Regions from separate parts of the Mus musculus genome. Here regions 1, 2, 4, 5 and 6 are each linked to region 3. The links are chromatin loops, found by intact Hi-C in ENCODE. Cell type or tissue: left cerebral cortex. All regions are shown on one strand.

Region 1 (4,000 bases), 51 kb before region 3:
AGATGAGAACTGTTTTTGCTGTTTTTACGCTATCAGTTATAATTGAGCCAATAAACATACTACCTGCTTATTGGGAGGGGGTTAGGATGTGATTATCCTTAGGGTCAGGGGGAGGTTCTTAAGAGCTCTCCTAAGATATCCTGGTGAACATCTGCCAATCACCTATACCAATGATGACCCCTAAGTTCCCCCAAATTCCTGTGAGAAAATATAATCTCTTTGAACATTAAAGACAGGTTACCAGTCAGTAACAGGCAAGGTTAGGTTCCCTAAGAGTTTGTGAGCTTGCTCCACAGACTCTTTGGGAAGTCAAATTACTGAAGATAGGGTCTGGTACATCATAAGAGAAAAGGAAAGACGGTAAGAAAAAAAATATAAAGAAATGGATACGATCTGAGGGCAAGGTGGGAAGGAGACAGGTGCAGGAGACAAACACAGACCGAAGCTGAGTCCAGAAACACTAGGGCTGTCTACCAGCTACAGTAGTCTAGAGGGGGTAAGCACTGCATAAGATTCTCTTGGAGTTTTACTGGCACAGCCTAGCTGGAAAGAGAAAGGAGGGTGTGGAGCATAGCTTTCTAGATCTACCTGGACTTTGAGCATCAGAAATTCTTCAGGGAATGGGACACTGACAACAGCGGCCAATGTCTAGCCAGGCGAAATGGTGGGGGTATTTTGGACGTCTTCTGAGGGCCAAGAGAAGAGGTTTGGGGTCTGCTGAAAGGGTCCTCCATCTTCGCCTTTTTTTCCTTCGGCTATTCAACCGCCAAGAGGGTCTCTGGAGCCCCTCCGGATGCAAACTTCCCCCCAGGCAGCCTGTGGAAGTAGTCCATCACAGCCAGCCTCCAGCGTGGTTCCCCAGCCTGGCCAGCTGGCAGGAAGGCTGCCGAGGCAGCAGATCTGGCGAGAGACTCCTCAATCACATTTACATGTACGTGGTGCAAAAAGGGAAAGATAGGGGGGAAGGGAAGCCCTCCGGAATCCAAAAGGAAAGTCAGTAAGTACTCCACAATAAAAAAAAAAAGAAGAGAGTCAGCCACCAGCTTGATTTGTCTCGGATGTTCTCAAATCGCTGTCCTTAAAAGCTCTGCTTCCCCATCTTCCTTCTCCTCCCGTCATCCAATGCCTGAAGAAAGTCTCTAATTTTGCTTTAATTTGTGCCTTGGTTGCAAGAATAAAACAGAGCGTCACTGAAGCTCCGGCCCCTCCCCCTTGGCACTCTGCAGCTGCACTTCCTCAATGGCCCGATGCCGCCTTTCTCTCCCACCACTCCAGGTTCTTTGCCGAAGGAACCAAGCACCAGGCTTAGGGCGGCTTCCAAACAGACAGGCATCCAACGGTTGCCTTTACCCCTGTGAGCCCCTCAAGCTTCTCAGGAATGGGGGTGCAGATTCTGGTTAAGGGAAGAGCAGAGTGCAAGGGCCTGTTATGGTGTGGATACTGGAATCTCTCAAAACGTCAGTTAATCTTGGGCATCTTGCCAGGAATCGCGTGGAAGGAGATAGTAACAAATTTGGGTGTTTACATCATTTTTCAAGTAAAAGAATAAACACAGGCAGCCTCCTTATTTTCTTACACTTAAATCCTTTTGGAGTATCTGATGACATTGTTTCTCTGTTGGTTCCCAGGTCTCAAGAGTTTTGGTTTTCAAATACAGCCCTGGCTTGAACCAGAGGTGCCCTCAGGCAGAACCCTCCCTTCCAACCCTCAGGGAGGCTAATTTACTTCCCTTTTAGTAGCTTCCATTCTTGTCTCTACCAAGAAGGAGCACTGAAAAGCACTTCTAATTAATCTTTGTAGATTGCTATGCGATCCTGGGGGCTAAAGGCAGAGTATTATTAGAAAGTGCTGGCTGGGTGGGTAGCGGTCATAAAAAAACTAGGTGCTGACCAGATCACTTTTCAAGACATCACAGGTATTGGGAATGGTTGCAAGTGGTTTTATGTGATTGGCTGCTTCATAAGTCCTCAAGAAAATCATAGGGCAGCCACCTGGAGACATGAGCTCCACTTCTCTCCAGCAGGTGTCAGCACAAAGGATTTGTAGCCAGTTAAGCCTTGGCCTTTTTACTTCCACTAACCCCAGTGTACAATAGCCTGCCCTCACCCCCAGCTTTGCTTCCTGAAGCTTTACCTCTTGTGGCTTGTCATCACCACCATCACAAGAAAGTGAGGGTGTTAGCTTTTCAGCTAGTCACATCTGCACAGGCACATACAAGAAACCATATTCACATACTTTCCACTCCAGGATGACAGGGGTTTTAGTGTCTCTTAAAAGATTTATTTCATCGTAATCATGATGTCTGAATGTAGGGATGTGCACATGAGTGCAGGTTCCAGCAGAAGGAAGAAGAAAATAACCAGTGCCCTAGAGCTGGAGTTACAGGTGCCTGGGAACAGGGCTGCTGAGAACAGAATTGAGGCCCCGTGCAAAAGCAACAAATACTCTCACCCACTGAGCCATTGCTCCAGCTTTGTGTATATCATTGTATTGTACTGTTAGTTACTGTTAATCTCATACTATGACACATATGTCAGTTAAACTTCACAGATATGTATCCATAACCAAAACCCAGTCTGAAGAGGTTTTAACACTACTTGCTATTTCAGGCATCCCGTGAGGATGAAGGACGATAGCCTCTTGGAAAGGTACCTGGCCTGTGTGGTTTGAGCTCTGATAGAGCATCATCCACCATGGTACTTTTCTGGATCTAAGAAAACTAATCACTTGTGACTAAAATGAGCCCCCACAGCAAGGGGCATCTACATTGTTAGAAAGATGTGCACATAGTAGGTGCTCATATCACATATCCTAGTTGGAGACTTTAGGGACAAAGGAGTAATTGATTCTAGAGTGGAGATGAAAGACTTCACAGGGTTTGTCTATGGAGAACCACAGGGCAGAAACAACCCTTATGCAATTTAGGATAAATGGCTTGTTACTTAGTTCTGAGCCCATGCAAGGATTCAGCAAGTTTCTGCCTGGAAAATGTTCTGTGATGCGAAGGCACTGCTTCCTCTCTTTTTGAGTCTCCATCTGGGTTTAGCAGATATGAATTTACACTTCCTAGGCCACTTGGTCTGGTAACTAATTAAAATTTTTTTAAAAAATGTTCTTTGATCTGTGGAAGGCCGTGAGTCTGAAAGGACGGACAACGCACTTCCCCGATTTGTGCAATCACTAGGGTTCTTTTTCTGGAGGCGTATGAAAAATAGCAGGTGAGGGCAGTATATTGTCTTGTGTTAACACAGTGCTAACAGATATTTTGCCTTAATACAGCATGAAAAAGATACCTTAGATTTACTGTTTTAATATCTATTTGCTACAAGGATTTTACAATTAGATAATGGGACATCTGTGTGATGTATTAGGGAATATAAGGTGCTGAGTTACCGCTAAGGGGCTTGAAACTTCTCTGAAACTATTTAAATTCTAGGTACAGAGAGATGAGACAGACTTCTCTTCTTCCCAGGGCCAGCAGGATGGCATTCCGCATAGGAGTCCTAATCCAATTGGAAAACCCAAGAACATAATCCCTTCTGTTGGAACTAAGGGCTCAGAGACCAGCTTCGAATATAACTTCCCAGGCACTGTGGAAACAGGTTAGTGATGCACTGGATCATCAAAGGGAGCAAGGCAGACTGGACTCCACATGTAAAGGGGAGGCACTGACATCAACCTATCCAGCTCCATTTGGAGCCATTGTCCCTAAGGAAACTATCCTACTGAATTTCCTTAAGATCCTGGTTAAAAGGAACTCTCAGACAGCATAATAAAACCTGGGAAAGGAGAGAGTTGAAGATCATGACGTGTCACACACACACACACACACACACACACACACACACAGAGAGAGAGAGAGAGAGAGAGAGAGAGAGAGAGAGAGAGAGAGAAGCTTAACTCTAATGTTATGTGCATTACCCCCGGACTCATTAAGTCAGAGAAGAGGTTATCTTCTAGTAGATAAGGGGAATGTACCAATGATAATTATAAATACACA
Region 2 (4,000 bases), 460 kb after region 3:
AGCTGGGTCTCTGTGCTGCCACTTGGCGATGGAGCTAGCAGAGGTGAGCCAGCCCTGCAGATGAGCCAGATACTGCAGAGGAGGAGGACCTGGGGAAGATTGTCGAGGCACACTCCACAACTGAGTAGCCTTTTCTAAGGACAGCACAGCACTTTCCCATGCCGAAACAACATGCCAGCCTTGGTTTAGGTATTCCTAGAATCCAAGGCTCTGCTCTGATTAGGAGTCCTATGCTTTGCCCAGAGCCTCTTTATCAAATGTCTCCTCACCTTCAGGGTATGTATTTACCATGTATAGCATCTGTATACTTTATGAATATTTCACTTTGTAGGGAGCTTCCCCCAGGCTTCAAGCAAAATGCCATGTGCCCTGCGGGTCTTCATTTAGATAATAATTAACTAAAGGGGAGAGAATGAGGGACCTGCTGTGAGCCTCAGAGTCCTCTCTCTCTCTCTCTCTTTCTCTCTCTCTCTTTTCTTCTTCTTCTTCTTCTTCTTCTTCTTCTTCTTCTTCTTCTTCTTCTTCTTTTTCTTCTTCTTCTTCCTCCCTTTCTCCCTCCCTCCTATCTTCTATCCCTTCACAAATAACAGAGAGAGAGAGAGAGAGAGAGAGAGAGAGAGAGAGGTGGGGGGAGAAAGAAAGAGTGCCAGTCTCTTCACCTGGGGGTATCAGAGGGATTGAATGGCCCATGTTAGCACTGTGGAGCTTACAACTTCTATTGGGAAACTTACAAGAAAAGGTGAGTTCAAGGACCCATGTAAAGGGCTCTGGCAGAGATATTTCCTGAGGCTTTAGTAACACTGGGGAGGGGGTGTTATAGACCTTTCAGGGTCAGGTCAAGTTTAAGCATGGAAAAAAATGTTTGTTTTTTTCAGACAAGAAAAATTTTCTATTCTGTGTGACCTGGTGGCAGCATGGCCCGAGGGGCTGAACATCTGGGTGGGGTAGAAACCACCTCCTGGAGGTGAGGACCCTGGGGAACAGGAGCAGAATGTGTCAGGAAGGGGTGTGGCCAGGTGTCCTGAAGTCTTTGAGGCTTTGACACTGGTGAGGACCATAGCACATGGAACAGGAGGAGTCTGGATCCGTAGAATGTAAGGACTGCCACCACACTTTAGGTGAGAATGGCAGGATTATAAAAAAACAACAGCAGCAGTAGTAAATAAAACATGGTGGGCAGAAAAGTAGGCGGAAGTGAAATTGACCAAATCCAGTACAACTGGGAGAGTGAGATTGTCAGGTTTGGGCCTGAGAAAACATAAAATAACAGAGAGGGCAAGTCTGGAGCTAAGCATCTGGGTCCCATTCTACACACAGTAGGACTGCCACTGTCTAATTTGGGGCTCCATGATGCACACAGTAGGACTGCCACTGTATAATTTGGTAGAGATCTACAGAAAGCAGTTGCATGTATGGGTTTAACCTTGAATACACTAATAGAAAACTAAAATGTTAGACGTTCCTTCCTTCCAGGTACTGCAGCCACACCCTCCTGGTGCCTTTTGCTGCTGGAGAGAGAAGTGACGAGCAGGATGCTAGGATACATAAGTTATCTGGATTTTAAACCTGGCAGAAAGAGTCTAGAGAATATAGAAGAAATTAAAACCTATTCAGAAGAGTTTCTACTTAAATCTCTCCCTTAGCCCTTCAACACCAGGAAGTGGAGAACAAAGAATGCCAAAGTGGAGCTTTTAAATAAATCATAATTAGTAGCACACATGGGCTCAGTGTGGGCAGGCAATTAGACCGCTAATTGTATAAAGTGGAGAAAGGCAAAGTATCACCCCAAAATGGGAGGTTCCCAGCAACGTCAGAGATGCCCTGAAGTAACAAAGGCAACCAATGGGGCACAACTAGACTTCTAATGAATGTGTGTGTGTGTGTGTGTGTGTGTGTGTGTGTGTGTGTGCGCGCGCGGGAGCAATAGCGGCTGGACTCTAACTAGAGGGGAAATGGAGTCTCCTAACAAAGTACCACTCTCTTCATGTGCTGCCCTCCAGCCCAGAGACTCAGGCTTCACAGCTGCCCAAAGCCCCTGGGGGCTGGACATATGCATTGCACGGGTTCCACCTAGTGGTAGACTCTGGGAGTACCTTCACAACGTCTTAGCCTGGAGATACTGGGGTTTCTAACTCAGTGGTACAAAACCTGAGTACCCAGCAGGAAAGTTCTGTGTGTAGAATAGAGGCAATGCTTGCTTCTTCGTGTCCTGAAATACTTGTAATCCTGAATACCCGTTAACAGAGGAATTATAAAAGTAATTGCTGCATGGGTGCTAATTGCTGGGTTGTTTTGTTTCTTCATTCTTCTTTTTTCTTCTTCTTCTGCAATTTAATTAACTTTGTCTGCGGCCTCCTGCCCTTTGTAGGGTTAGCAATTTAATTGCAGTTTCCTTCTTCCTGTTATTCCTTTGCTGTCACGAATGCAAAAAAAAAAAAAAAAAGAAAGAAAGAAAAAAAAAAAAGACTGATGAAAGAAAGGGGTCTTGGTTCTACCAGACAGCTCACTTCATATAGGTATCAGCCTACATGGGGAAAAAATCACTATGGAAAAACCTTAGAAAAAGGAAAAACCTTAGAAAAAACAAGCAGTCGGAAGAGAAGCCTGAGATTATTCCAGAAGCTCTCCACCAAGCCCCCCAAGAAGATGTTTCATTGTTTTCTCCTTCTGACATTTGTTTAAACACACACACACACACACACACACACATACACACACACACCACTAGCCAAAGACACTGAAAGGAAAAAGACTAGACAGAGGCCAAGCAAAAAAGATGACAGGGTTAATGTGGTCAGTGTTTGGGTAGAGGGAAGAAATTGAGGGTGAACTGTTTATTGTATGTGGATGATATTCTGAACTGCTGGGTCTTGGAAAGATGGGAGCTGCTGACAGGTTTGGGGGGCAGCAGCTACTCAGCAATCCCCCAGGCTCAGCAAAGCCTCCCTGTGGGAGAGGATCACAATCTTCCACGCATTGTGATGCTGCCATGCTAACGTGCAAAACAAGTTGTTTGCTGGCCCTGCCCAAGGTGACTCAAGGATAAAGAAGGGAGTGCGTGTAAGTAGACCCTCTCCTGTGACTTGCACTCTGAAATCAGAAGAATAATGCAAAACGGAGAGGCAGAGCAGAGGCAGAGCAGGGCATATCTCTTCGCCTGGCAGGCAGATTGGCTGCCAAGTCTCCCCACTCTGTCTGCCTGACACAGACCACATCCCTCAAGAATAGAACTCTGCTCAAAATTTAAATGCTCTACCCCCTCTGCAGGTGTATGCAGGAAGCGGGGTGTTGGCAACAGTTCTGATGGAGAGCGGTAGCCCGGGTACAAAGAGACAGCGGATACAAAGCTGTTTCGCCCTATGAACAGCTTTATGTGAAATCAGGAATCAAACTACAAGAAAAGCAAGAGAGCTCCAGCAAAAACTTTCCCTGGGCATAAAAACGAGTCGAACTGAGCAAAATCATAAATGCAAACCATCCACATCACCTTTGCCACAGGGGACGAGGCCCCAGAATAGAATTTAATGCCAAATTAAATGTTCCATCTACCTCTCCCAGCAACACAGCTGTAAAACTAGAAAACAAATCAAGGCCACTGCTACTGTTGCTGAAGGATATTGGCTGATGGAGCATAAATAAGTGTATAGTAACCGATAATCTGGGCATGGGAGGCCTTGGGCTTAGGAGGTTTAGAGAGAATAAGCAGGTAGCCCTCACAAGGGGCAGATCTTAGAATCAAGGGTATCGATTACGTTTCTTTTCCTTCTGGCAACTCACTGTCTAAGAAGAGGTTTAGAAGTCCCAAGACTTTAATCAGTTTGATTGGAAGACCATAGAATCTAAACAAAACACCTACATAGTGGTACTGGGAGAAATTTCTAAGGCAGGGACTGCTATCAGATTAGCAATGGTTTCTCCTGCTTGCTTTGACAACTGTTTCCCTGTCACAGACAAGAGGATGTGCACAGTTAACAGTCATCTTGGACTTGAACTTGGATCC
Region 3 (4,000 bases):
ATTACAACATGCTTAATACATTCTGGATCATATTCTGGGTGCATTCTCCATACAGTAACCTGGTCAGTGCTGAGAACATGTAGTATATGCTCAGCAGATATTTCTTGGGCTCTGGTCATTTGTGTGCCATCAATGTCCCTATTACTATGCTGCACAATGTCCACCTTGTAGGTATGGAACTGTTAGTGACACTAGGCTGTTGCACTCTCCTGCTTCGGATGACCACCCTTCTTTTATTCTGCAACCTAAATGAAATCCAGCATACTGCCATTGGTGCAGGAGCAAAGAACCTATTCAATGGAACATAACAAAGAACTGCCCTCATTCTACCGAATTCTTCTTCAAGTAAGGAGGAAATATATGGTGAGTTCCAAGCCTTGATGGTTGTAATATAATCTTTTTTTGATATCGGAGGCTCCTTTCTTTCTGGAAACACATTGTCCTCATTTCACAGTTCCCTTGTATATATGTGTTGGCAGTGAGGATCCATTAAGTCAGTAGAATTGTATGAACATTCATTCAACCATGTGTTGAAGGGACTGCTGAGTGCCAGTCACCATTCTATGCAAAGGAGAAGATCCATGTCCAAGCATCCCAGGTCTTGACTTTGGGTACTTGGTAGTGTCAAGAGAAAGCTAGCTGCATAGACTGTGTCAGGGTGTATGAGAGCTGTGCTGAGGCATATTATTAGTACAGAGGACTGGACACGTTGACTTCTAGTTGGATTGCATTTCTTCCCCCTCTCCCTCTGGCTGTGTAAGGACCAGACATGCACTTGTAGAATGGGAGTGGATGGGGGCATCTAGTAAGAATGCTTATGTTGGGACTGGAGAGATGGCTCAGCGGTTAAGAGCACTGACTGCTTGCCCAGATGTGCTGAGTTCAATTCCCAGCAACCACATGGTGGCTCACAACAATTTGTAATGGGATCTGATGCCCTCTTCTGATGTTTCTGAAGACAGCGACAGTGTACTCAAATGCATAAAACAAATAAATACATCTTTAAAAAGAAAAGAATTTTTATGTCATCTATATAACAGGGTACAGACTGTCAGACTTCAAAAATAAGCAAGGGTGGGGAAATCCTTAGAAATACCTGGTCATTTTATGGTCAAAGGCTGCAGAAGGCAATTGTAAATGCACAATGATTGATCTCTTCCCATAGTGCTTAGTGTCATTGCCAACCATTTAGCAATTAATCATGGAGCAGAGTATTATGCAACGTCTAGAATTATTGGATCAGATTTTTGTTCATTTCTTACCTTGACGTCTAACGTTTTGCATGTGTTTCGAGTGCAGCTCAGCTAGAACTCCAGATACCAGAGGTTGTCTGCTTTTGTTCTCTATCTCCCACCGTGCCTATCATAGAGGCTGGCTCATAGTAGGTATTTAATCAATGCACTGATTAATTAAGTTCTTCTCCTGCCTGAGGCTCATCATGCTCCTGTGGTCCCAGAGAGCTAACAGCTGTCACCTGGGCCACCCTGGGCCACAGGGACAACACATATAAATGAGCATCATGTACTTTCCCTCCATAAGCAGTCTCAAGGCCCCCTGAGAGGCAGAGCCGATGTGAATTTTAAAGACATGTTCAGTGGTGGTTCCTTCTCTCTTTAGAGCCACTGGAGCGGCTCCTTCCATTGAAAATACAGGGATTTGTGCCGCGTGATTGTGCAGCTGGGGGCGGGCTGAGTCCGCAGTCATCAGGGGCTCAGCATGCTCTGAAGGGCTTTGTGCTCCAGGCGCTCACTCAGGCGGGCACCTGGCTCACTGGTGGCCAGATTGCAACTGCTTCTGCAAGTGACATTGCAATAATGGCTCTGCACCCTAGGAATACAGAGCTGAGAAAATGTCCTCTCCCTTCCTGCCCCCAGCGTCTCCCCAAAATCTCACAGTAAGGTTTCTTACTTAGGCAAAGTGATAAGTACACACACGGTTTTCTTTTCTATCTGTGAAGAAGTAAAGACCCATAAGTCACTGAGTGCCTGTGACAGACTGTGGACCTCCGCACGCTGGTGTCTAGTCCTAACAGGCTTTTTGGTAAACTAGTACTCCCATTTTACAGAAGAGGTGACCAAGTTTCAGATATTCTTAATAATCTATCTAGTGATTGCAGCAAGCTAACCATTACAAAGGATGGTAAAGTTTCACGTGCACACGCGTGCATGAGTGCCTCATGGATGTCTGCTTGTGTGTGTGTGTGCTTGTGCATGTATATAGGGCTGTCTCCGTATCAGAGCTTCGATGTCCCAACATTTACCCAACTTCCCCTTTAGCATCTATTCTAGCTCACCCACATTTCGAGCTGCACAGAGACTGCTCGCTCTGCTGAGCGGCCAGGTGGTGGCAGAGGCTGGATGGTGGCAGTTTTCTGGAGCTCTCAGAAATGTCGTCAGCAGTTCACTTATTATTCAGGATAACATCCAACAAAGTGACGACTTCTTTCCTTGCTATCAGTATCTCCTGCCAGCTGTTCACTTGGACTGGGGGAAGAGAGGGATTTCATTCTGAATTCACAAATGCAGCTAAACCTCCCTCCGAGATGAGCTGCACGGATTAGTGTTTATGGCACAGGACTGCTTGGCAAGCAAAGGCTCTGGGAGGGGAGGAGGAGAGAGCAGGAGAAAATAGCCCACCTCTGGGGACCCTGCCTGGGGGGCATCTATCTCTCCAAAGCAAGGCCTTCAAATCCACAGGAAACACAATATGTAATCTCCTGGCTATTAAACTACGGCTCTGGTGATGGACAAAGAGGCCCATTTGCTTTTCTGTGCAGAGGTGTGTCACTGTTGATGTCCCCGCCCCCTTCTCGGCATTTCTGCCTTCTCTAGCATCTCTGCCTTTTCTATCAGCTGGGCTACTCATGCAGAACATGTGTTGCTTCATGCAGATCCTGGAACAACCTGCACCTAAGGGTTCTGTCTGCACTCTCCAGAAGGGAAGACACACAGACAAGGCTAGAATTGAAGCCTGAAATCCTGGCTCCTATCCTCGGCCCAGACAGCTGTTTGGCTGTACTTGATGATGCAGGATCCAGTCAATGCTAAGCAGAAAGCTGGTCACTTGAGGGGCTACCCTGTCTGGCCCAGGTGCCTGTTTATATGATTAGGACCCTCCCCTATACCATTGTTCTCCCAGGCTGGTGTTGCAGACACAGGGTGGGGTTGGGGGAAGCATTTATCAAGATGGAACTAGATCACCCTTTCCCATTTCCTTAAATGTCAGGGTGTAAATCAAACTCCAAGCTTATTTGGAGCATGTGGGTGTTAGCGAATCAGACAAGGATAATGTGTTTCTAATCCAATGGCTTTCACCATGTGTGATTTACATCCTTGGATTGTTTCACGTGGTTTCTCTGGGTTTTCAGTTTGCTTGGTATTCTGCATCTGCTATGAGTTTTATTACCTCTGGCCATAGGGGACTACAGAAGTGTCACTTATCTCTGAAATACCAAGACACTAGGACGACAGCAATGATGACAAGAATGCCACTACGTAAATACCTTCCCAGACTGACACCTCAGTAAGGCCCAACTGTTTTATTAAACTTGAAAACAAATAAGCCTGCGCACTGAGTGGTGACATTTAGTTCCAATTCCGTAGTCCCCGATAATCAAAACTTATATATTCAACAACAAAACACACAATTTAAAAACTAGCCTAAGGACCCGAGTAGACATTTCTCTAGAAAGATAGGTAATTTTCCAATAAGCACATGAAAACATACTAATCATTAGAGAAATGCAAATCTGAAGCTACTTCACACACATTACGATGACTATTATTTAAAAACCAGAAAACGGCAGGCGTGAAGAAGTAGAGAAATCGGAACTCTCGTGCATGCAAATTCACACAGGATGTAAAGATGGCAGTGTTGCCACAGAGAATTACATAGTATTCCTCCAAAGATCGCACATAGAGTTAGCAAATGAATCGGCATTCCCACTGAAGGCTGGGCATGACCAGGGACCTGCACGATGCATTCATAGCTTTATTAAACA
Region 4 (4,000 bases), 340 kb after region 3:
CTGGGGAGGATCAAGCATATCTCCATATCTACCCAACAAACAGATAACCCCGAAACCATATAATGTGATAAGCATCTCACTTCGAGAGCACAGAACAGCAACCTCCCGACTGTTTCTTGCACAGCCTATGAGCATTCACAGTCTCCATACAATTGCTAAGAGTCTTGTGGGAAAAGAATATTGAGAAGGAGATCAGCACAAGAGGAATTACTTGACTTAGCCCAGTAATGCCCAATCTATGACAGACTCAGGGGTCCTGTGTCAAGTACACTGGAGGAAGGAGCCCACCCAGCCCCTAGAAGCAGAGGGAGGGGCAGAGAGCAAGGTTCACACACAACAAGGAGCAGATGGACAGGGCTGAGCTGTGCACAGCTCAGAGACAGAGCACATCATCTGGAGTTCCTAGGTTCAATCTCCAATAACTCCACGAACAAACATGTAGATATGACTGATTGTTACCTAACTTGCAGGGTAAGGGACCTCTGGGGGTGGGGGATGGGAGGGGGTGAGCATCCCCAGGCAGATAACTCATCTCAGTCAGAGTTTGAAGAAAACAGGTTTAAAACAAACTGGTATTGCCTTCCACCAGCTATGTACTTCAGAAATCCTGACATCTTAGTGTAGAACTCAGGAAGCACAAATGAGAAAGTGAAAAAAAAATACACAGCTACCTGTGACTGGGCAAACCACAACGATACACAAAGCCTTTCTCCCTTCCTCAGATCTCTATCTTTATCTTTTCAGAGAAACCTCACAGCACTCAGAAAGATCCAGTGTCCAGCATCCAGCATCCAGCATCCAGCATCCAGCATCCAGCATCCAGCATCCAGCATCCAGCATCCACCTTGGAGATGAAAGTCTCCTTGCTCCTATGTATCTGATGCCAGAGCAAAGGAAACTCTGTTAGTTCTTTGATCTCTGAAGAGGTTGCTTCCATGGTAAAGCCCTACAGGGATCAGCTACCTAAACTTCTCCATGAAATTCTGCTGTCTCTTCTCTCACTCCCTTTCAGCATCCATCATAGAGCTTGCTGGAGCACGTACCTCCTTGAAGTTCTAACAGAGAGCCATGAAGAACCCTCAAAGGGAAGTTCAGATTCCCATTCGGGCTAGGAGGTGCTGACCTGCCTCGATGGCTCTATCATAACACACCTGGAAAATGGCGCAGTGAAGTGAATCTCTTCTTTACTTTGAGCAAGATCATATTGAGATGCTAGCCAGCCTTGTTTAGGGGCTGTAGATGAGCCACATCTCCATTTCTCCATTGTGGGGGGTGCCTGGCAGTGTCAAGATTCTAACTGTATTATCTTTAAAAAAAAATGAGATGAACTCTACCTTTGACAGCACTAATAGGAATGGGTGTAGTAAAGACTTCTTTAGACTTTCTTTGTCTAAGGATGGGACAATCCAGTAATTTTTTTTAAATGGGGAGTGGCTAGACCCTCAAAATTCTGATAACTATTTGAAAATTCTTACCAGAAAAAAAAAAGCTATGCATAGATACAAGAAAATTTTACAATAGCTGATCATTTCTTGTCCCTCAAAGGCAGATGTCTTAAAGCGTCCCCAAGACAGGGCTGAACACTGAAGAAAAGAGTCATCTGGCCTGGCTTGGCCTGGGCGTTATGCTTGTGGTCAGCTCCAGGCTCTTCAATAGCTCTGTGGCTCCCTGTCATCCTGAGGGCACCTGGAAGCATCAGCCCAGGACCTGGAAGCCTAGGCCAAGACTGTATAGTCAGATGTTTCAGGTGAGGAAAGGTACTAAGGAGAGCATCGCTCTACAGCCAACAGGACTTCCTGCCTTCCTCACTCCCCCTCTGGCTACTGGATTTTCTCCAAAGGCAGCAGCAGGCACCAATGGCTAATTGCTCCAAAATAGCTAGTCTCCATTTCAGGGTGCTGCTTGCGTTTGCTTTAGTAGTTGGCAAATGAATCCTCCTAGGGATTATAATAACCCCATCCTGGCTGTGTTCCCTGGAATCTTGGCCTCTTTCCCTGGCACTTGTCCCAAAAGGGTTGGAAATCTCTGAGTATTTATCCCCTTGAAGATTCCCCGTGCTGGCCTGGCTCCTGGCCATTCTGCACACAGAAGGCCAGCTTCCTCTCTTCCTCCATAGATCAGACCCTGGACTGGTTCTCCCCATCACCACAGCATTCTGCTCAGGGGCCCAGTCCTGTTTCCAAGACGCTGCTCTCTTCCCACCAGGGCTGGCAATCTGCCCATCCAAGACTACTACTCTGTCTTCCCTCCTCACTGTCCTCTCTGTCAGTGAGGTTTTCATCCTTTGTGGCAGATCTGATTTTCTTCCCCCCACCCCCCACACTATCATTTTCATCAAAGTCTACAGCACTGAAGGGAAAAGGGGAAGGCTTCACTGTCTAAAGAGACACATGAGCAAGCAGTGCAAAAGAAAAAGAGATGAACAAATGGAGAGATCCCGCCCTCAAAGAGCTGATTGTCCGTTCTTCATTCCTGATGACAAACACATGATTTCCCCCAGCAAGAGATGCACAGACATTTTGTTTCTGTGCCTCAGAATATTATCATAGACCATTTGTTAATGATGTCACATTATCAAAGCATAGAGGAGGGTGCAGTCAAATTTTGAACACTTGTCAGGGGATATTTCTGATTGTCTATGCACCTGTTTCTCCCCACATGACTCTGAGTTCTACAAAGATAGAAACTAGATCTGAAAATCCCATGCCGCAACTCTTGTCTCCTCCCAAGCCCCATTCTCCAAAGAAGATGCTGAGTTAGGTGTAGTCAGCATAAGACTGAAGTCTTTAAAACTCATTGTTGTTGTCTGAATCATGATGGTCAAGTACACCAAATTTCAAGCAAGATTCTTTGCAGAGCATTGACTTCTACAGTCCTATGTCCTATGAGGCAATGCCGCTTAGAATGTGGGGCCAAGTGGAGAATAGAAATGGCCTTATAGGGCATCTCATTTCACTAGGTCCTTGGCCAAGATCACAGTGGGGATTGGTCGAGTGGGTGTATAGCTGGATCCTAGCAGAGCCAGCATCATTTCTGGAAAGCACACAGGGAGTGGGCTTGGTGCTATTCTTGTGTAGGAAGTACAGCATGTTTTCTTTAAGCCAATCCTACCCAGTGCTATGAAAGACTTGAGAAAGTTCTTAGCAGCTTCCATCCAAGAGCACTTGCTCGTATAGAAAAAAATGACTGAGCCAAGGAAATCACCCTAGTCTAGAAGATGCTCCTTTGCCTTCATCTGCTTCATGGCTTCCACTTTACAATCCAGGCCTACTGCCTAGTCAATAAAACTACTGTCATGTTGCCTTTTCATGGCCTTTGCCAAGTCACCATTGGCTCTCAGTGGCAATTCAAAGACAATCATAATAAATAAACAACAATAATTAAAGCATCCCATAATAGATCATATAAAACCTTTATATGGCTGAAAAGCCAAGTTAGTATCATTTTAACAAGAGAGAAGAGGGTGGGCCTGCTCAGAGGGAGTGTTTGGGAAAGGAAACTATTTTAAAGCAGCCATTGTGAGTTCTCCCAATTGAAATGAATGCACAGAGTCATCCAAGACAGGAGGACTTGTCCTATGTAACAGACTGCAAGCTCTGCGAGAAAATAGACACCATACAATGGTGAGGCTGGAACTCAGTCAGAAGCTGTTTGGTTAAATCAGACACTTCAAAGAGATATTATTATATTATTCACCAGGGTCAGACAGCCTCTGCACAGGAAAGGGACAAATCCCCTTGAGATTGGAAAACACCAGAGAAATTATAAAGGGTACTTGCTCCTGGCAAACAGAACTCCCTCTCCCCAGCCCCTACCCCCAAAACAAACAAACAAACAAACAAACAAACAAACAGAAACTTACTTGTGGCAGGTCCCTGAGAGCTGTCATAAAGTTTGGGAAATGCAAGTGGTTTTATAGCCAGAGAAATGGGAGTCTGAATGGAAAATCTGAAATCTGTCATCTAAGCTACCTTAATTTGTCTAATTAAGCCTTTTCTCA
Region 5 (4,000 bases), 160 kb after region 3:
TCCATGAGATAACCTAGTCAGTCCATGAGATACCCTAGTCAGTCCATGAGATAACCTAGTCAGTCCATGAGATACCCTAGTCAGTCCATGAGATACCCTAGTCAGTCCATGAGATAACCTAGTCAGTCCATGAGATACCCTAGTCAGTCCATGAGATACCCTAGTCAGTCCATGAGATACCCTAGTCAGTCCATGAGATACCCTAGTCAGTCCATGAGATAACCTAGTCAGTCCATGAGATACCCTAGTCAGTCCATGAGATACCCTAGTCAGTCCATGAGATAACCTAGTCAGTCCATGAGATACCCTAGTCAGTCCATGAGATAACCTAGTTTGTCTGGCCCATCTATGACACTCAGCCAGAGACAATATTAGTCATTGTCCCCTAATTCTGCAGATATGTATGTATGGGCAAAGAGATCCCAGTGAATTACTAGAAAGAAATCTGAATTGGCATTTCCCTCCTTTTCCAGGAGCCTAGAAAGTTTTGCTGTTGTTGTTGTTGTTGTTGTTGTTGTTGTTGTTGTTATTGCTGTTTTTTTTTTTCCCCTAAGACAGTGTTTCTCTGTGTAGCCCTGGCTGTCCTGGAACTCTCTGTATAGACCAGGCAGGCCTCGAACTCACAGAGAGCCGCCTGTCTCTGCCTCCCTAGTGCTAAGATTAAAGACTTGGATGACCATGCCCAATTCAGATAGGTACTTTATAGTGACTTTCTTGGACCACTTAAAAGGAACCTGTGCTGAAGGGGAAACTTTCCCCAAAAGAAGAGAAGCCAGGGCACTAGTCATTAGCATCATGACTAACAAAAGGGATTCTTATATTTCTAGTTTACTTTAAGGGAAAAATAGTCAGTAGCAGAACCAGGTTGCACCTGCTAACTCTGAAACTGTAAGCTGCAGTTCCAAGAGTGTCTTTCGTTCATCTTCAAGGCCTGTTGCTCCTGCCTGGTGCTGCTTGGCTGCCTGACATTGCTGAGCTCAGAGGATCAGCACTTTGTGTAGTGCAGTCTCTAGCAGGAAGAGTGGATGGAAACTGTCTCGATAGCATTCTACACCTTAGATCATGATGAACCCCATGTAGGCAGCTCCAAGCATTGCAGCCATGATCCTTTTTGAGGGGTTCTTCTCTTGTCCATACCCTTCTGGTCATGTTTCCAAGTATGCACAATTCCCTCAGCAGGCCTTAGGCCTCATCACCTGGAATTGATTATTACATGTTGCCCATGAGGACTATTTGGTCTCATCCACCTTATTCCCATCTCAGAACTACCCAGCTTGGATGCTGAGGCAAGCCACAAGCTTACTGTGAGTGCACACAAGGGAGTTAGGTGATCTGCATGGTGCCCGTGACCCCAGCTGCAAGCTAAGGACAGTGGGAAGTGAGTCTCGCTTCTCCCATCAATTCTGAATTTCCAACAAGGAGGTGCCTTGATGTGGGATCTGAGAGGAGGAGAATTGGGAGGGTTGGGAAAGAAAATAACCTCACGAATGGAAAGGTGTTGGATGGAGCCACGATCTCCGAAAAGAGGGATGCTTGGTTTCTAGAAAGAGAAAATCTGCAGTGCACCCAGCCATTGGCTTTCAGAACCTCTGCTGGCAGAAGGTGGGCAGTGTGCTGGGAAGGAAAGTGCCCAACCCTGCTCCCTCACTCCAGTCTCCAGAAAGAGCCTCCTCTAGTTAACCTACCCTGGTGCTTCTCAGGGCAGACCCCAGGGAGCTAATCAATGCCTCCCCTGCCTCCCAGACCTGTCACAGGAATCATTTTGAATCCCCTAACCGCCCCCCCTCCCTAAACTGCATCTCTGTTGCTACTGGGTTGGGGGGAAGGAAATGGATCAGGGAGGGTGTCCCTAACCTGCCACTAGAGCCATACACCTTTCCAAGAGGCAAGAAACCCAGAAGTAGCAGCCGTGGGAAGAGTCAGCTTAAAACAAAAACAGAGGAGGAGAAAAAATTGCCTTGGAATGTGCGCTGCATTCTAACTAGTCCCGCTGGGTCAATGCAATAGGGGTGGATTATTGCAGGCAAGACCTGGGCTGCCTCAGTAATTCTGTAAGTTTGATAAGAGATAGCTGGCAGCCTCTGCTTCCTTCCCTGAAAGTAAAACAGACATCACCTTTGCCATGTCCCACTGGCATGTGGTATGGGGTCTCTAGGGGTCACACTGTCTTAAAATTGAGCAGCCTTGGAAGCCTATTTAGAAGTCCCTGGTTGCAGCCAGCACAAATAAAGCTATCATTCTCCTTGGGAAATTCAAAATTTAGTAGAAGGGGACCAGATCTGAGATATGCCTCTCCTCGTCCCTCCTCCGCCCCCAGGATGTGAGCAAGACTATAAAAATCATACTTCACCTGGGGAAATTGGTTTCTTTCTACTTCTCTATTTGGGGCTATTTGAAGTACAAGCAAATATTATGCTTCTCTGCATTTATTTCTAATGAAAAGTTATGCTAATTTATATGTAAATTCTGTTTGGCCCTGGGGCTCCTGGGGTATAGCCAATGGGGCTGCTGATGGTGGGATTTGGCAGTTGTCTCCAGGTTGATGTTAGAAGCAGAAGAGAGGCTCTCAAGACAGGTGACAGTTATCGAAGACATGGGTCTCCCTCCCCTATTCTCTGACACCTTACCCCATGCCTTGACGAGTTAGTTTTCATTTCTGCTGTCAGAAGGCAAGGACATATTTCCCTGGGGGCGGGGGGGGGGGGCACTGGCCTTGAACTCAGTTTCCCTACTGCCAGTATTAGGGCTGTAGACTCAGTTTGTGTAATGCAAGGTGCCAGGAATAAGCAGAGTACACTCATATATATACACACACACATACACACATACATAGACACTGATCCTGCTCCATATTACGTAAGAGGAGTCAAGAGAAGATGACTCTAGTCTCCTTGTACCTCTACATCCCAATGCCCAAGGCACAAGATGGAAAGCTCAAAGGTTGAGCCCCTGAGGTTCAGCGTGACAGTTTCATGGGTATTCCTGCATGATCCTCCACCCTGGACCTCCATATCATGGGCTAATTCTGCCCTTCTCCCTTCTTTTCCTTGCTAAGCCACAGCCAAGATGCACACCATTTGCATCTGATTCTTCTTCCAGCCTGGTCCCTCTGACCACCTCATAGAGATCTGTAGAGGACAGGGCCCATCACTCAGAAGGGGTCAGAGCTTAGGATTCTCAGCAAGATCATAAGAACTCTGTACTGTACTGGGAGCGGAGGAGGCAGCCCTGGGACTGTCATCTCTTCTCACTCTGCCAGACAGAACTTTCCTCTGGGAATGCAACTGCATTGGATGGAGAGCCTTGCCTCCCCTCCTCCCTGCCTCAGGCTCCAAGCCCCTTGGAGAACCTTGCAGGACCAAGCCTGTCAAAGTTTCTCAGCTTGTCTCAGTCTCTGAGTTTCAACATCTTTAATAGTGAAGGGGTAACCTAGATCCCCCAACGATGGAGGGAAGGTAAGCTGCCTAGCTGCTAATTCCGTGGCTAGGATGAAGTCACAATGGGAGGACTGACACAGGGTTAGGGACCACATAGTGCAGTAAATGGACTCAAGGTGGAAGCAGATTCCCAAATGCACCTGAAATGAGCAGAGCGAACACTGTAGAGACCTGGTCAGAGAGCAAGCCAGCCTCAGCAACTGCAGCCTGGCTTAGCTGCTGCCGCTGCCAATAAGTAGACCGAAAATTAGCATTCGCCTCTTAGTGCCTCTGTCCTTTCAACTTAGAAAGGCTTTCCTGAATTCCGGAGCCCACCGCAGCCCGCCGCCACTGCTTACACAGCCCTTTATCTGCTCGAAACGCCCACCCCGTCCCAGCCCCGCCACAAACACACCCCCAAACAGATTCAAAACTAACAGTTTTTCAGGCTCCCGAGAAAGGATTTATTCTCCAAAGCCAGACCGCTGGCCAGCACCTTCCAGGAGGAACCCGATTATTTCCATCCTGCGTTTCCACCCGCTTTGCTCCTTTTGCAAGTTCACTGGCCAATATTTAAAGTTTCC
Region 6 (4,000 bases), 140 kb before region 3:
TTCACCATATGCAATTAAAAAGAAAATCACTCATTCCTTTCCCACCCAGTAGCATTTACGTAACTCAAAACAACTCCTTCCTATAGGTTTATATATTTCAGAGACAATTGGTCTTTGAGGTCCACTATTCAGCTCTGTGTGTGTGTGTGTGTGTGTGTGTGTGTGTGTGTGTGTGTGTCTGTGTGTGTGTGTGTGTGTGTGTATGTGTGGCCAGTGACTCTTCTGAATCAAGAAGCCAAATGGAGAAAGGTCAGGGACATGGCCAAAGAGAGAAAGGTCACCATGAACGGTGTCAAGCCTTTGGACTTAGAAGCAGGCCTCTCTCCATCTCTTCTAGAGTTCAGTAGTTTTGACAACCCACAGAAACCATTTCAGCTTGGCTGAGCCTTCAGGTCTTCACCTACTAAAACTAGTTAGCACACTACCCTAATTCCAGAGCATCCATGACAAATAGAAGACTCTGAAACTAAAGTTTCTTTCCCATAATTGGCCCTCAACAAGAAACAATTGCTTTTACATTTTTTTTTAAGTCTCACCATGTCCCTCTGGCTGGCCTGGAACTCACTATCTAGAGCAAGCTGGCTTTGAACTCACAGAAATCTATCTGTCTATGCCTCCAAAGTGCTGGGGCTAAAGGCATGTGCCACCACAGCTGGACAATAATTGCTTATTAACATGGCCACCATTTCAAACAGTTATGATGATGTACTTGGCAAAGGGTTGGTCTGTATTGTAGCCTGTGTAAGATACAAATGAATTATAATAATAACATTAGTGAAGTCACATCACAGGCAGTAATAAGAATTTTTAAATGTGTTGGGGAAACAACCCCTTATCTATTGGGAGACAGCCAAGATAACCAGTTGACAAACAGTGGCTGACAGATGAGCTGCTTGGCTGTTTAACACACTTAATAAAACAGTGTAGCCGCGGGAAATCACTGTCTTGCTGAACAGCTGTATCCCAGGGGTTTCCACAGCAAAGATCCTTTGGTCTCACACTACAATAAACACAAAGATGGATCTGGAGGTGGAGGCCCAAGAGGTGGGAGTACCAGTGAAGGCGGAGGTCTGCACACAGGCTAAACATCCAAAAAGACAAAAGACTCCACATATGGAGAGATGGAGAAGGAAAGAGGCACCTTGTGGGGTGCCTGGCTTACCAGAGAGCTTTCATTTCACTGGTGAGTGTATTGGGTTGAGTTTCAAATAAAGGGGAAGATAAAAGATCAAATCCCACGAACAGTTAGCCCGTGTTTTGAAAACTAATCCAGAGCTCAGGGTGATGCCCACTCTCTAAGCTCTGTGACTACCCATCCTTCAGTGAGGTGGGTGGGGGTCCCTGGTAGCATCCTCTCAAAGGGAAGATTTGTGTCTCCTTCTGAGAGTTTCAGAGATGGAGCTTTTCAGGTAAGCAGGCAGGGAACTTAGGCTTGCCAAGTGGGTTCAACGTGGACCTTATTTTGCACCATTGAATGGAAACAAAAGGCTGTTGCAATTCTAATGCAAGGAGTTCCATTCCTAGGTCATTGTCATGGCTTGGCAGCTTCCTAGAGCCTGGCTTTTCCTCAGGGGCTGTCATGGGCCAAAAGAAACTGAGGTGTAACCCTGTTCCCCTGTTCAAGTTCATCATTTTACAAATGGTGAAGCTGAGACCACGACGGCTGTACACACACACACACACACACACACACACACACACACACACACACACAGCAAACTAATCTTTAAGAATGGGTTTCCTATCTTCAGTGCCACCATCTCCTCTTCTGGTATGAAAATGCCTTGAGAAAACAAGAAACTGCAGTTATTTCTCAAAACATTTTAGTTTGAATTCAGGGGATGCCCAAACACGCCTCTCTGCAATGTACCTTCTTTATTGGTAACTATGGGCATGTATACACACACACACAGAGAGAGAGAGAGAGAGAGAGAGAGAGAGAGAGAGAGAGAGAGAGAGAGAGAGAGAGAGAGAGAGAGAGAGAGAGAGAGAGACCAAATACTCATGGAGGAAGAGATAGAGGAGTGAGAAAGGGAAGGAGGGAGGGAGGAAGGGAGGGACAGTAAGAGGGAGGGAAGGAGGGAAAGAAAGAGGAAAAAGAGAGCATTATTTCCTATGGCCACAAGAGGGCGCCAGTACCCCATGCTAGACCTCCACTAAGCTGTACCTGCTGTGTGTATATTTATTTTCAATGAGGTCAGGAGGACCAAGGTTGTAAAATAACATATTTTCACTTGTTTTCCTTCTTCCATCTCAGACATAGCATTTTTCCAAAGTCAATTATCTTCCCAAGATGCTATTTTCCCCTCCCCTTTTCTCTATGCTTTTTCAACCCATCAGTGTCTGTCACCAACAGACTGGGCACAAGGAAGGGCCCTCAAAGGAACCTCCTTTTCCATAACTGGGGATGTCAAGTCCCCGTTCTGGCGTTTTACTTTTAAAAAGCTGTGTTCATGTAACAGCTCTGCTCTCCTGCCTCCAAGGAAGAACTGAGATGGCAGGGATCCAACAGTGACTATAAGAGCTCCTGGATGCTCACATGGGTTCCACCTAGCAAGAACAAATAGCAATTGCTATATTTCCCTATAGGAAACAAACACAATTGCAGCAGCATTCAGAGCCATTCATAATCAGAGGCTTTGTCCATTTGCACAGATAGGTGGGTGACCAGGATTACTATAAGGAGACAGGAAGAAAGTCACTCACCTTCACAGGCGTGAAGACAGACATGGTGGGGGGGGGGGGATAATTAGCACTTCTCAGAAAATATTTCCCTGAGGTGTACAGAAATGCAAGGGGGTGCTGGGCAGATGGGCCTCCTTTCAGGGAGGCTATGATGAGAGGAGGAGGCTACCACCATCTTATAGCTGAATACCAGACCAAGAATATGCCCCACCCACCCACCCACCCAGGAGCCCTGGGTAGCCCTAGTTCCACAGGTTCTCCAAGTGGCCCAGCACTGCAAAGTCTTTAGTGTTTCCATTCTAGAAATTTCCACTAGGCCCCCTGCATGTACCAAGAGTTCTACAAAACTCACCTGATCAAGGCACTCTCATACAGCCTTCTCTGTCACCTGATGGCCCTTGAGACGCAATTCCCTGCCCTATCCTTGCTGATCAAGTCATTGTAGTCAGAGACAATGATATCAGGCAGCTTGAGTCAGACCTTGACAAGAGTCAGTGACATGATGGGGACTATCAGGGGGACTGTAGGGAGTACCAGCTGCCTGGGCAGCCACGCGTCTGCTGGGGTATCACCCTGCTTTCCAAGTCATGTGGAACTGGGCTCATCTGTGGCTTGGAGTGTGTTTGCTGTGTAAGCTTGGGTATGCTGCAACTGTAGCTGCCTTTAGAGGAGCAGCTTGGCTGCCTGCATCCTGAAGGCATGCGAGTGTCTGTGCTCTGCTGCAAGGCCCCCACATTGCAGTTCCTTCTGTCTTCCTCCCATACTTCTGAGGTGTTCATGGGGAAGAGGAACTCACACCCCTGTGGCAGCTACACTCAGACCTGCCCTCCCTTGCCCCAGTCTGCTTCAGATCCACACGATACATTTAGGAGGAAAGAGAGGGTCAACAGCTGAGCATAGCACAGTAAAGAATCACCAGTGTGCTGGGCTATCCACTGCTATGATGCAGATGACAAGGCTAGCTCAGTACCCTGGAGTTGGGTCAAGAAGATGGATCTCTTTATTCCTGAGCAGACTATCTGCTGCTATCCTAGGGAACCAAACCTTCAACCTTTATGTGACTTTCAAAGGGGCTCCAGCCCCCACCAAGGACATTTCATCCACCCACAAAGCCCTCAGGAGACACATTCCTCTGCCACTTTTGACACAATTTCTTCGATCAACCCTTGGTGCCTGGCAATTCTGTCAATCTCTGGTGACCTGCAGATCTTCTCAAGGCCTCAGCTTCAGATACCGCTGACTCTTGGCTGGTCTTGCAGGGCTCTGAGCCATGGGCTCACTCTGCCAAGTCAAAGATGGTCTCCTCTGGAGGAAA

What was found. Hi-C counts contacts between places; a loop is a spot of excess contacts. Peaks named below come from ENCODE experiments on the same cell type or tissue, not always from the same donor. Only the 100,000 strongest peaks of a DNase experiment are listed, where the experiment ranks them.
Region 1: a loop joins it to region 3, with 3 times the contacts of the local background. A loop is called at or near these places in 2 of 42 quality-filtered maps.
Region 2: it touches region 3 in a loop (7-fold over the local background); 2 of 42 quality-filtered maps call a loop at or near these places.
Region 4: it touches region 3 in a loop (2.4-fold over the local background); 2 of 42 quality-filtered maps call a loop at or near these places.
Region 5: it touches region 3 in a loop (2.1-fold over the local background); 5 of 42 quality-filtered maps call a loop at or near these places.
Region 6: it touches region 3 in a loop (4-fold over the local background); 4 of 42 quality-filtered maps call a loop at or near these places.

The regions. Positions count from the first base shown.
Region 1 is chr9:29,749,564-29,753,563 of GRCm38, forward strand. It overlaps a transcript of Ntm not described here. Among named protein-coding and RNA genes, the nearest start is that of Gm15521, 120 kb to the left of the region's middle. In left cerebral cortex, a CTCF peak has its summit at 2,009 (motif pointing right); DNase peaks (open chromatin) are centred at 517, 986, 1,172 and 1,989; H3K4me3 peaks cover 910 bases; H3K27ac peaks cover 1,398 bases.
Region 2 is chr9:30,262,929-30,266,928 of GRCm38, forward strand. No RefSeq gene overlaps it. Among named protein-coding and RNA genes, the nearest start is that of Gm26435, 27 kb to the right of the region's middle. In left cerebral cortex, a CTCF peak has its summit at 2,078 (motif pointing left); DNase peaks (open chromatin) are centred at 2,063 and 3,208.
Region 3 is chr9:29,800,797-29,804,796 of GRCm38, forward strand. It overlaps a transcript of Ntm not described here. Among named protein-coding and RNA genes, the nearest start is that of Gm15521, 170 kb to the left of the region's middle. In left cerebral cortex, CTCF peaks have their summits at 2,336 (motif pointing right) and 3,896; DNase peaks (open chromatin) are centred at 1,708, 2,416, 2,805, 3,224 and 1 more place; H3K4me3 peaks cover 495 bases; H3K27ac peaks cover 1,926 bases.
Region 4 is chr9:30,138,370-30,142,369 of GRCm38, forward strand. No RefSeq gene overlaps it. Among named protein-coding and RNA genes, the nearest start is that of Gm26435, 150 kb to the right of the region's middle. In left cerebral cortex, no CTCF peak of the experiment used is centred here; DNase peaks (open chromatin) are centred at 1,950 and 3,043; H3K27ac peaks cover 2,074 bases.
Region 5 is chr9:29,958,447-29,962,446 of GRCm38, forward strand. It overlaps a transcript of Ntm not described here. Among named protein-coding and RNA genes, the nearest start is that of Gm15521, 330 kb to the left of the region's middle. In left cerebral cortex, a CTCF peak has its summit at 1,622; DNase peaks (open chromatin) are centred at 1,566, 2,108, 2,436, 2,873 and 2 more places; H3K4me3 peaks cover 2,708 bases; H3K27ac peaks cover 3,050 bases.
Region 6 is chr9:29,659,523-29,663,522 of GRCm38, forward strand. It overlaps a transcript of Ntm not described here. Among named protein-coding and RNA genes, the nearest start is that of Gm15521, 29 kb to the left of the region's middle. In left cerebral cortex, a CTCF peak has its summit at 2,129 (motif pointing right); DNase peaks (open chromatin) are centred at 2,133 and 2,433; H3K27ac peaks cover 410 bases.